Linked DNA regions of Homo sapiens: region 1 is linked to region 2. Evidence: chromatin loops called from intact Hi-C (ENCODE). Cell type or tissue: GM12878. All regions are shown on one strand. Links, peaks and the distances in the headings refer to the core of each region. The heading gives the core; the rest is flanking DNA.

What was found. Peaks named below come from ENCODE experiments on the same cell type or tissue, not always from the same donor. Only the 100,000 strongest peaks of a DNase experiment are listed, where the experiment ranks them.
Region 1: it touches region 2 in a loop (3-fold over the local background); 8 of 110 quality-filtered maps call a loop at or near these places.

Annotation. Positions count from the first base shown.
Region 1 is chr5:134,068,416-134,074,899 of GRCh38, reverse strand. It overlaps a transcript of VDAC1 not described here. Among named protein-coding and RNA genes, the nearest start is that of TCF7, 43 kb to the left of the region's middle. RefSeq lists an enhancer at 2,893-2,992 and silencers at 3,463-3,582, 3,663-3,722. In GM12878, for the core only: CTCF peaks have their summits at 3,462 and 4,043; DNase peaks (open chromatin) are centred at 3,299, 3,637 and 4,079; H3K4me3 peaks cover 1,978 bases; H3K27ac peaks cover 1,369 bases.
Region 2 is chr5:134,129,258-134,135,741 of GRCh38, reverse strand. All of the region lies in intron 3 of TCF7 (transcription factor 7), which reads right to left. Among named protein-coding and RNA genes, the nearest start is that of TCF7, 18 kb to the right of the region's middle. RefSeq lists enhancers at 3,099-3,408, 4,975-5,796, 5,797-6,484. In GM12878, for the core only: a CTCF peak has its summit at 3,281; a DNase peak (open chromatin) is centred at 3,151; H3K4me3 peaks cover 418 bases; H3K27ac peaks cover 4,061 bases.

The DNA.
Region 1 (6,484 bases), core at 668-5,667, 61 kb after region 2:
TCTGTCTAGGTTTTCCTGGCAAAGGAGCCTTTGGTGGTGGATGTCTTCATGGCACATGTGAGGACCATCAATACCAAATCTCCCTTCATCTGCTTGGAGTTCCCTGCATCAGTACATGATCCCATATAGGGCAGGGTAAGCATTGTTCTTCAGGTTTCTTTTTAAAACTCTAAGTGCTATTGGGAAAGGGAAGCCAGTGGTCCTCCCACCACTGAGTGACTGGGGCTGGGTGGGCTAAACCTGGAGGAGAAGAGGCCTGGGAAGGGTGAGGCTGCCACGGGTACCTCATAGGTTGGTTGACCAGGCCTGACTGGTGGCCTGTAAGCTGCTACCTGGCAACCAAACCTCTGCCCTGGACTTACACTGTGAGCCCCTCTTCCCTCTTCTCGGGGTGATCTCGCATTGGTAAGTCAGGGTCAGTTCCCTGGGGCCCAACTCCCACCCAGGCTCTGTGTCTGACATGAGGTCACAGAACACCCCCATGCTAGCATGTTTGCTCCCAAGTTTAATGTCCTTTTTCAAAGTAGATGTCATTTCAAAGCTTTTATTTATTTATTTATTTATTTATTTATTTATTTATTTATTTATTTATTTTGAGATGGAGTCTGGCTCTGTGGCCCAGTGTAATGGCAGGATCTTGGCTCACTGCGAGCTCTGCCTCCCGGGTTCATGCCATTCTCCTGCCTCAGCCTCTCGAGTAGCTGGGACTACAGGTGCCTGCCACCACGCCCAAGTAATTTTTTGCATTTTTAGGAGCGATGGGGTTTCACCATGTTAGCCAGGCTGGTCTCAATCTCCTGACCTCATGATCTGCCCGCCTCAGCCTCCCAAAGTGCTGGGATTACAGGTGTGAGCCACTGCGCCCAGCCAGCTTTTATTCATTCTTAGGCTGACTTTCAGTGACATATATAATACAAATAATGGGAAAAAACATAACATTTTTAAAGCTAGAGTTCTCCCATCTCTGTCCCCCACTTAGGGTTATTGGTTGGATGTGTCTTCTTCCAGTCTTTTTTAAATGCATTTTCATTGTTAAGTATGTAGATACAAAAATAATTTTGTTTGGGATATACACACACACACACACACAAGTCTGAGTTATATGTATTATTCAGCAGCTTCCTTTTTCAGCTACTGGTACATGTTGGAGATCTTTGCACATCAATGTATATAAACCTACTTCCTTCTTTTTAAATGACTGCTTAGTATTCTCCAGTGTGTATTCCATGGGTTATTTGCCATCCTCTCTCTGATGAACATTCACATTGTTTCCAGATTGTCACCATGACAAGCAACACTGTAGCAAACATCCTTGTGTGTGACTCAGCTTAGCTCAACTCAAGGATGGCTGTTTTGTTTGGCGATGAGGTCTGCATCAGAGGAGGTATTCAAGTAAAGGGTAAAATAATATGTCTTCCTCAACCCACAGCAGTGATGCTCAAACTTTGTTGGGTATGGAAACTACCTGGAGAGGTTTTTAAGCTATACATTGGCGGGCCAGACCCCTGGAATTTCTGATTCAGGAGGACTGGGATGAGGCCTGAGAATTTGCATTTCTAGCAAGTTCCCATGCGATGCCCCTGGTTTAAGGACTTTGGGAATTGCTGCCTCAGGGTGTTAGCTGCTCAGCCTCTACTTACTTGAAGAGTCACATCATCCTAGGAAGACAATATTCAAGGAGAATTAATCTTGGGCCCCTCCCTCTACTAAGAGGTAGGTGCCCTACCTGGCATCCCTTTGGGAGGCAGGGGCTTCAGGGCACTGGTGATGGGTCCAGAGGTCTGGCTAACAGGGCTGCCGGGTCAGATGTTCCAGCTAGGCCTAAAAGCCTAGGACCTCTTGACTCTTGACATAGCCTGCAGGACTGTCCTTTTCTTGGCATCCAACCGCCCACCCCCGTGCAGTGAGCGACTCACCCCATTCTTCCCTTTGGAGCTAAATGAAGGGTTCTGAGGCTGGCAGCGAGCTGTTTACACAACATGATTGGGAAGTGCTCTGGGGTTTTCATAACAGAAACAACGGGAGACCACATCCCCAGAGAAGGTCTTCTAAAAGTCTTGAGGTTTCAAGACCCTGATGTTCTCTTTGTTCCCAGCTGGACTGCAGGAGGTCACAATGGGGTTGGAGGAGACCATCACTGGGGCAGAGGTAGGAGGAACCTGGAGCTGGGACCCTTGGAACTAAAGACCATCCAGAAAGACTTACTGCCCTTCCTGGGCTTACTTGGTGGCTTGGACACTTCTGCACCTGAGGATGGTCCAGTTGCAGGCTGATGGTCAGACCCAATGGGCATTTGTCCGGTGTTTCTGCCCAGAGCAGAGCTGTGTCACCCTGCAGTTCACAGAACTCCTGGTCCTTTCCCCCCAGTGTGCTGTCCATGAACATCAGCCACCTTGATCATGAGAAAGAGGATTCCCGTCAACTGCAGGTTCCTCTGTTTGTTGCAGGTAGCGAAGGGAGGTGGGAAGGAGGCTCTGTTACCTACCACAAAGTGACCACAAATCCTGTGAGATGGATGGAAGCTCCTTTGGAGCTCCTGAGAGCTGCAGCAGGTCCTGCCCCTTCAGTGGGACAGAGTCTGGCTCCAGTTTTAATCCTGGGCAGTAATATTTGGGGTACCCTCTCTCTCTGGTTGGGTAACGTATAAAGTCCTGTCTCTCTTGACTGGTTATTGTTCATGGTTGTAAGCCCAACATCTAATATATAGTAGGTGCCTAACAGTCCCTGTTGAGTAAATAATGAGATGAAGTTCTTAGAAGGTGTCTGCAAGATGGACTAGCCTTTGCATTCCCTGGAATCGGTGGGCTGGACCCTAGGGCGAGCTGCTCAGCTACTTGAGAACCCCTTTGCATCGCTGCTGCTGTGGGGGACTGGATTCCACTACCAGAAACAACTTCCACACAACCTCAGATGCCAAAGGAGCCCTGGGGGTAAACTCCAGCCTCCTATCCAGGGGTTACCCTGGGACAGGCCCACCACAGAGGAGCATGTACAGAGAGGGGAGACTGGCTTCTCCCTTCCCAAGCAGGAGGGGTGGAGTGGATCTGTGACCATTATGTCAGCATTTCGCAGACCCCAGGTCCGCCCACAAGGGCTAAGGGCAAGGCCATGCTGTGTCCAGGATCCAGCACCCCACCCCTCAACCCACAGCCACCCTCCAACTCCGCACTAATACTGGAACTGGGTGGGGGTGGGGGCAGAGAATTTTAATTCTTTCAGACTCAAAACTTAACTTCTCATTTCTTTCAAGACACTCACCCCTCACCCAAAAAACGAAAGTCAAGGCTAAGGGGAATTCTGCGTGGTGGAAAAGCTTAAGGTGTTACTTTTGGTCTGGGTGAAGCTGGTCATCTGCATTTACCACACGCAGCCAAAAGTGCCGGAGGCTGAGAGCCCTGAGGCTGAGGGTCTCTAGGTGGGAATGACAGGGTGGGTTGGAGGCGTGGAGAAGGGCGCTCCCCCGAGGCTGGGCGAGGAGGATGTCGCCACCTGCACAGCTGGCGCGGCTGGGCCCAGGGTTGGGGGGAAGGGGCGAGTCCCTTTGTGGGCCTCCAAGTCCAGCCCTTCCCCTGCCGCCCTACACGCGGCGCTTTGAAGTGGCCGCGCTGGCTGCCCCCTCCCGCACGGCGCCGCCCCCGCTGCGTCCGCACCTTGGCAGTGGCTGAGCGCCTTCCAAGGGAAGGGGAGGGTGGCACCCGCTGGGAACTCTTTGTAAATTCATCCCCCAGGAAGGCTGGGCCGAGGATCCCCTCGGGGGAATCCGCCTCCGGGGTCGCGGGGTCGAGGTGTGTTGGGTTAACCCCTAACACTGCCTGAAAGATTGGTCACCCCTCGGGACTCAGGGTGGGACGTCAGAGCCCCCACCCCTAGGTTCCTCTGCTGGGCGGGGTTTACGCCCCTGGGAAGCGGCTGGGGATGGTGACGCTTGGACCGGTTTCCTGTGAAAATCCTACGAGCCATTTTGGCAATAAATTTGTACAAGTTCTTTAAAACTGTGCAGACCTCTGATCCAGCACCTCCTTGCTGCCTAGAAAATAATCGCAGATACGTGCAAAAAGGTATGTGCTATGACGCATTGGAGCATTGCTTAGAACTGGGAAACCGTGGGAATATTCAGCAGTAGAGATTATTATATTCACTAATAAACTAATAGTTTACCACCGGCCAGACAGCATTGGGGAAAATCCGAGACTTCAAATCATGAGTAATGATGACATAGAATATTTACTATGAACAAAAAAAATTGCTCTTGACATTGTTAACCAATAACTATATAAGCCTGTATGGAAAAAAGACTGGAAGGAAATAAGACAACACATTCTTAGTAGTGGTTCTCTCTGGGTGCTGGGATTAAAGGATGACTGTGATTATCTTAGGCGTTTCTGAAATGTTTAATACTCTACGCCATAATCATGTATTTAAAAATAAATGTTGTTTAGATAAAACCTTAGTTCAGCCAGGCGTGGTGGCTCAAGCCTGTAATCCCAGCGCTTTGGGAGGCCGAGATGGGCAGATCACGGACAGCAGCCTAGCTCTTGGACTAGGGTGACTAGATAGGATGAAACCCCATCTCTACCAAAAATAAAAAAAATTAACCGAGCATGCTGGGAGGCACCTATAATCCCAGCTACTCGGGAGGCTGAGGCAGGAGAATCGCTTGAAACTGGGAAGCAAAGGTTGCAGTGAGCCGAGATCACGCCATTGCACTCCAGCCTGGGCAACAGAGCGAGGCTCCACCTCCAAAAAAAATAAGAAAGTAAAGGAATAAAAGAATGGCTACTTCACAGACAGAGCAGAGGGCTGCTGGTTGCCCATTTGTATGGCTGTTTTTTTTTTATCACATGCTAAACAAGGGGTGGATTATTCATGCCTCCCCTTTTTAGACCGTATAGGGTAACTTTCTGATGTTGCCATGGTATTTGTAAACTGTCAGGGTGCTGGTGAGAGTGTAGCAGTAAGGATGAAGATAGGTCACTCTTGTCGCCATCTTGGTTGTGGTGGGTTTTGGCCAGCTTCTTTGCTGCAATCTGTTTTATCAGCAAGGTCTCAATGACCTGTATCTTGTCCCGACCTCCTATCTCATCCTGTGACTTAGAATGCCTTAATCATCTGGCAATGCAACCCAGTAGGTCTCAGCCTCATTTTACTCAAGATGGAGTTGCTCTGGTTCAAACACTTTTGACACATCCATCAGCATGCAAACCAGCCCTAACCCAACCCGAACCCTCAAAGGTAGAGAAATAAAGAGAAACGCTGAGAAGCAGGAGTGAGACCCCCTCACTCCCCAAAGGCCATAGTGTGGTCTCCTAGAGGCTCCGGGTCTGATGATTCAACCTTTCTTCGATGCCATTCAGGAGGCCTGGGTGGTAGAGGAAGCTTCCAGGACTTGTCAGACATTCAGCTTCCTTCCTAATAGGTGGTGATCAGCTGGCTATGGGAGAGACCCCTCACCTCTGAGGGGATCATCATTCCTTCCTCCTGCCCTGCTCCACCTTCATATGTTCCTCTGATTAAGAACACTCCTGAATTATTAGGTGATGGCTGGTGGAGAAGTATTGAGAACTATGTTCTCCCAGGATTTATTCAGAGGGTTGGGACTATAGCCCATTGAAATGGGCCCCTCCATCCTGCACCATAAGGTTTAGAGAACACTAAAAAAATTTCCCTTATCTCTAGTCAGCTCTGGTGATCCTTTGAAGTTTTTGTTTCTAATTTGGCAGATTATTACTGTAATTCATTTTGTGCTTCTGATTTCTTTAACATTCATTTTTTTTCTTCTGAAAGCACAGTAAAACATGGGGGGTGGCTGTGTGGGTGGGAGTCTTGCTGGGACTCCCAGAGAGGACTGCTACTAAGTAAACTTTGCTTTTACTAAAAGGCGCACGTGAACACACACACACACACACACACACACACACACACACACACACACAGTCACCTCCCAGAGAAGTTTTTTTCTGTTCTAAATTCACTTTAGATAAGTGTACTGATTCAGCTTAGAGATTTTTAAAACACTGAAAAGAAATGAGAAAAGAAGACCAAGATGCACAGAGGATAGAGTAAGTGGAAGAAACACCTCTACTATTAATTTCGGCAGAAGACAATGGAGAGAATGGGGAAGAAGCAATATGCAAAGAGCTGACAGCTAATAATTTTCCAGAACTGTTGGGTCTGTGACTCCTCAGGCTGAAGAGGCACAGTGGTTTCCGAACAGAGAAAATATAAATCACTTTATACCTAGCCACGTTGTAGTGAAACTTCTTGACACCAAAGACAATGAGAAAATCCTAAAAGAAACCACAGAAAAAAGAAAAATTACCTACAAAGAAATCATAAGTAAACAGCCTTCTCATTAGCAACAAAAGAGATCTGAATAATATCTTCAAAGGGCTGAGGGAAAATAATTGTTTTCCCCAAATTCTAAACTAAAATACGTGTTGTTCAAGAATGAGTGCAAAATAATGACGTTTCAGACAAAAAAAAA
Region 2 (6,484 bases), core at 771-5,770:
TTCTAGGAACTCTACTTTCCAAATGCTTACTCAACTCTACTTGGTGGTCTGAAATGCCCCCTAAACTCAACATATCCAGATCGGAACCTCTGACTTCCTGCCCCAAACGCTCCTCCCTGTCTTCTTACCCAGTTAATGGTAACTCCATCCTTTCAGCTGCTCAGACTAAAGATCTTGGAGTCATCCTTGACTCCTTTTTCTCTGATACTCCATATCCAATTTGTCAGCAAATCCTAATGCTCTACCTTCAAAATGTGTCTAGAATCCCACCACTTCCTCCTTGCCCGCACCCAGTCCAAGCCACCATCACTTTGCACCTGGATGACTGCAGCAGCTCCCTCCTTAGACCCATGCTTCTCTCCTGCCCCTCCGCCAGTCCTCAATCCAGCAGCAACAGGAATCAGATCGTGTCACTTCTGCCTAAAGCTTCCAGTGGCTTCCCACGGTATCTCCTGACCTGGGGCCTACAAAATTCTCTGTGGGCTGGGCGCAGTGGCTTCATGCCTGTAATCCCAGCACTTTGGGAGGCTGAGGGAGGAGGACTGCTTTAGGTCAGGAGTTCAAGACCAGCCTGGGCAACATAGCGAGACCTTGTCTCTACTAAAAATAAAATAAAAATAACTAGCTGGGCATGGTGGTGCATGCCTGTAGCCTCAGCTACTCAGAAGGTTGAGGGAGGAGGATCATTGGAGCCCTGGAGATCGAGGCTGCAGTGAGCCGTGATTGTGCCACTGCACTCCAGCCTGGGTGACAGAGTGAGATGCTGTCTCAAATAAGTAAAGCTCTACGTGATCTGGCTCCTGCTCCCTCTGTAACCCCAGCACCTTCTACTCTCTTCCTTGTTCACAATGCCTGGGGCTTCCCATGGGTGCTTTAGCCTCCAGCATCCTTCTTCATTTACTCCAGTGATAATGCTGAAAGTGTGCCATGATGTGAGGTAGGTTGGGAAGCCTGGCTCTAGGCTTGCTGACCTTTTCACTGACCTTTTATTGGAGGATCCTGGGCCAGTCTCATCCTTCTCTGGGGCTGCATTTTCTCTCCTTGTAAAACGGAGATGAGAATACCAGTCCTACTCACCTCATTGGTCACAGATGCAAAAGTTCTCCTCTGTCCTAAAGTTCCAGGGAGAAGGAGCCAAGGGCCTGTTAAAGTAGGAAGTTTCCTGGAAACCCCTGGGGTGTTTTTATCCTAACAGGTTCCTAGAATAACACCAGCCAGCCAGGCAACATCAGCCCTGACCAGGCCTCGTGACAGCTGAGGGCACGGAGACTGAGCCTCAGGGCCTACTCCTTCAGGAACATTGGATCCTGCCAGAAAGCATTCCACCATTCACCACCTTAGGGCACAAATGCCTGGAGCATGGGGGGCTTTCGAGTCTAAGCTCCTGCTTCAGAGGAGGCCTTGCCATCCAGCCTTGGCTCTGGCTCTTTGACCCTTGGGATGGACCGAGCGCCTGGCTAGCAGAATAGGCAGGGAAGCCTAAGGAGCTGAGCCAGGGGTCCACGGTGCCAGCTCTTGGAAGACAGTCCCAGAGTCTCTGCTCTGCCCAGAGTTGGGGCTCTGCCCCAAGGTAGTGAGAGCATGGCTCCATGGTGAGGTTCTCAGTAAACTACCCTTCCCCTGGGAGTAGGTGGTTTACTGAGAAGCTACCCACAGGAGTTTTGGCCAGGAAGCCATGGAGAGCCCTCCTGCCAGGAGTGGGGAGGCCAGAGCTGACCCTCCTTGGCCATGCTGGGCCTGGCCCAGGTCCAGCTTTGCCACCTGAGCCCCAGGTTGCAGCACAGCTCAGGCTGGGCCTAGGAAACCTCCAAAAGAATCCAGCCCAGTCTACAGCTGCTGGCCTGGTACATATGCATGTGATGGGCAGTGCTGCGGGGTGTTGCCTGGCAGGCTGTGGGCTCATTCTGTCTATCAGCCTTCCTTGGGAACTGGGAAAAAACGCACTAAACAGGAGTCTACTGTCAGACCACAGGAGAAGTGCTGGATGGGCAGGGGTGGGGCAGAGAACTCACTGGCAGCTGGAGGTCCTGGGGTGGCCAGGGCTCCAGGGCAGAGCATCAAGGGCCTGGCCAGTCCCTCCCACATTCATGCAGGCTGCCTCTTAGCCTCAATCCCCAGCCCGCTTTGCGCCCGGTGGTAGGAGCCAGGGGAAACCGTCTAGCACAGGGCCTGGCACCCATGTCCCCCTCGCCCAGTGGAACGTCCCACTCCAGGGCCTCAGCACAAGGCTGTCTCAGGGCCAGGCTGCCTAGACAACAGGGTGGGGTCACCTGGGGCCTGGCATGTATATGGGGAGCCTGGTGACTGAAGCCCCCCTCCCCTGCTCTCCCTGATGGTGACTGTGCCCAGCCCTCAATGGAAAGAGGCAGGCCTAGGGTGATTGTCCCCACCAGGCCCCGAGCATTTCAATGGCACACCTTCATCTCTCTTGCCCTCATCCTCTGAGGGCAGAGTACCAAACCTAGAGCTGGGTGCACAGTAAGTGCTCAAAGCATGCTGGGATGTTTAAATGCATTGATGCCTCACCAGCAGTCCAAACTGCTTGATCAGCAAACCCCAGACCCATGCTCTTTGCCTTTGCCCCTCTGTCTCCCCCACCATCCCAGACACCCCAGGGCTACCCTGAGAGTCATCTCTGTCCCACCAGTGCCTGTCCAGCCTTCTACTGGATGCCTGGTGACAGGGCTCACTCCCAGCAAAAGTGGTCCTTCCTGCCACTGCATTGCTCTTACTGCTCAAAGACTTCCTCAGACCACTCCAGTCCACTGTCCCACAGGGGCTCCTCGCCCTTCTGGACTATTTCCTTAGCCCATGGCTAGGAATTCCTCATTCGGGTGCTCCTGCGTGCCTTCTTGTTTACCAGACAGGAGCCCAGAAGACAGCCAGGCAGGGCCAAGCAGGAGGAGATGGAAACGGAGACTCCTGAGGTAGTTCTCCTCTGTTCTGAAGTCAAGCTTGGGCCTGGCTTGGCATCCCCCTTCACCACCCCCCCAACCCGCACCCCCCAACTTCCTGCAGGCTCAGGTGAAAAATAAACACAGTCGGCATTTTCCCTGTAGACCGCAGCGGTCTGCTCGCAGGCTGTGTGCACGCTGACAGCCCTTGCCACCGCCAGCAGAGAAACTCCCTCGCCTCTGACGGTTGACTCTGAAAACCCCCAAATGCTTGAGCCCCACAACACTTTCCCAGCGAAGAAAGTTGCTGTTTCCTCTGGCCTCAAGCCTGTGGGGGGTAGGGGATAGGTGAGGCCTGTTCAGGCCCTCCCAAGAACGCCTCCCAGTGGCAGGGGACTGTGCCAGCAGAAACAGCCCCCCAAGAGATCAGGATGCTCAGCTGGTCGCTATTGGTACCATTTGGTCAGGGTGTATTTATGAGCTCCTATTATGTGCCAGGCAAAAAAATGCTTCAGGCCTAGAGAAAAGCATGTGCTAATGTGAGCGGAGTATTTCCCATGTGTGAGGCAGAGTTCTGAGCACCGTGCAGAGTTGAACTCAGATACTCCTAACATAGACCTATGATATTAGGTACAACTACTACGCCCACCTGACAGATGGGGAAGCTGAGGCACAAGGTCACACAGCTAGTAAGTGGCAGAGCTGGGATGACACCCACGACACTGCAAAGGGCCTATGGTTATTGTGCACAGGACACTGTCCCAGTTCTAAACACAGTCTCTCCCTTTCCCAGCCTGGCTGGTCAGGGTGACCTGAACCAGTGCTTCCCTAACCTGAAAAATGCTCCAAGTTTTAGGACCCCTGGGATGGGGGTTCTGGCTACACTGGCAGCCTGCCTGGTGGCAGTAGTTGAGCATGACCCCAAGGCCCCAGCCATGTCCCCTGCTCACCACGGCACAGCCATGTCAGCCTGCTCCTCCGGCCCAGGTGCCTTCCCTCTGCAATGTTCCATACTTCCTCCTGCTCTGGGCCAGTCTGGCCCACTCTCATCCTGACCTCAGTCTAAGGGTCACTTTGTGGAAAGGCCTGTGGCCTGGCTTGGGGTGCCACCAGCCTAGCTGGCAGAGAGGTTGGCCTGGGGGTCCTGGATGGCAGGGTCTGCTGGTTAGTCATCTCTGTCTGGGCTCTGCACTCAGCAGGCTTGTTGCATGAAGGCCTCTAGAATCCCGGTGCCTCCAGAACCTGTGCATGCCTCCCTCCTCAGCCACAGGGCTGTGACTTCTTCCCTCAGGTCCCTCAAGCAGAGGGCTGCTCCTGAAGCCTGGTCTGGAGCTGGGAGAGGCCTTGGGGAAAAGCCCATGGAAGGAAGGGCAGATCTCCACCTTGAGCCTTGTGCTACCTCCAGAGCAGAGGCTGACCAGACAGAAAGGTGGGCTATTGCTATGGTTACTGTTCTGTTTGCCAAGCACACAGAGGTGACACTGAGTAACATAAATGCCACGTGTGACAACCCACTTGAGGTGGGCATGATACATTCTTCCCATTTCGCACATGTGGGAAGCAAGGCTCTGTAAGGTGAGAAAGTCAGTCGTGGCCCCACAGCCCTTCCTCCACCAGGTCAGTGCCAGGGCCCTTTATGGGCTCTCCAGGTCTTCAGTGGTGCCAGCCTCATCCTCCCCTTCTCACTCTGTGCTCCAGCCACATCACTGGCTCTGAGGGCCATGATTCCCTCCGCTTGGAGCACTCTTCCACCACTTGGCTTGGCAAACTCCTATCCATCTTTCAGGACTCACATAAATGAGACTTCCTCCTAGAAGTCTATGCTATCCTCCTCATCTGAGGAGGAAGGGGTCCCTTGCCATGCTCACATCCCCAACTCCTTCTGTAGCACCGATCCACTGTGCTATAGTTGACTGTTATCTGTCCTGCCCTTCCTGTGGTCTGGGATTTTGCCCTGAGTTATTTATATTGAATGTATTAGAGCTGGGCCCTTGAAGTTGAGTCCAGTGCAGGTGGGGTGGGAGGCGTGTGTAAGCCAGTGTTTAGGGAAAATGTGACTGCACTAAATAAGGCACCCTGGCTGGGGCTGGGCACAGGGTCACTGCAGCATACAGGTTAGGAAGGTGGGAGGAGCTGGGGCCACTACTTGGACTCAGGACATCCTACCTGGTACCTAAGACCCTTTGGCCTCCTCCTACCCCCGTCCTCTCCTGCCTGCAATACTTTGGGAGTCAGAATGACCAGTCAACATCAGGGCTGCCATTAATTCACATGGGGCATTTGTGCTAATTAGAAAAAGCACCCCTTCTTCTGGACAGACACCTGGGCCATGCCATGCCAGGGCAGTGGCTTGGGAAGCACAGTGCAGGCTGGTCTCAGCCCTTGGCCCAGCTCCCCTGGCACAGCCCCTCCGGTTCTCACTTTCCTTCTTTGCACTGCTAGGGCCCACCAGTCAGCCCCACAGCTCCCTAGGCGTCTGTGTCTAGAGCTAGGGCCCCACTGTCCAGCATCAATGGCGCTTTGTGCCGAGGAGTCTGCCCAGTTGCTGAGCAGGATGCCCCTCAAGCCCTCAGACTACAACAATCGACTTCCTGGGGGGCGGGACAGGGCTTGCCTGCAATATGGACCAGGCCTCGATTTGTGGGCTTTCGCAGACCCCATCTCTGCAGATATACTCCAGTAGGGCTGAGTGCGCCAGCCAGGCTGGAGGCGCCCCTGCTCATGCCCTTTTATCCCTAGCCCCCGCTCCAGGCACCACTGCCCAGGACACGGTGCTCTCCAAAGGACGGCCCGCAAGCTCCCTGCCCACAGCGTGCTGGATGCCCTGTGCCAGACGCCCACCACAAAGCACAGAAAAGCACAGAGTGTGGATGCGTGGCCACCTGAGCTGGAAGGGGTGGGGGATGGCAAGGCCACACCCTCCTGGACCAAGAGGCTTCAGTCTCACCTGCTGGCACAAGGCTGTTGCCACAGTTGCACAGAGCTCTGCTAGGTGCGTGTGGCCAGTCCACCCACCGCCTGGCCTTGACATCAGATAAAGGGGCCTGCCACAGCGGAGGTGGGGACTGGAGTCCCTGCATGCAGCCTTGGCAAACCACAGGCCTGCTCTAGGCCCAACCCGGCCCGAGGCACCCTCGGAACTCACTGAGCCCCACTTAGCCGAGTGGCGTGGCCCATGGCCTCCAGTGGTTTCTATGCATTCGTTTACTTGCGTTTTCCTTCCTCCACTTTGAGGTGAACGCCCCTCAGGACAGGATGTTTTTAGAGGAAAATATAAGCTTCCGGGAGCTGCTGCAACTGAGCTGCTAGTTGATGCTACCAACACAGCCTGGAGACTACACAGCAGCCCTGAGACTGGGCAACCCCCAGCCCAGGCAGTTATTCATGCAGCTCCCCATCAGTGCCCAGCCATCCAGGAGCCCACCGTGGACCGAGGCAAGGCACAACCTCATAGCTCCGCTGTCTTTGGCAGTAGGGAATGGAAAACAGGGATCTGGGGAGGGAGGTGTTTGAGGAGTTCTGAGGCTGTTTCCCTGGGGGCTTTGCAGAAAAGGCAGGAAAATACCAGGTGCAGATTTAGAGATGGCAGC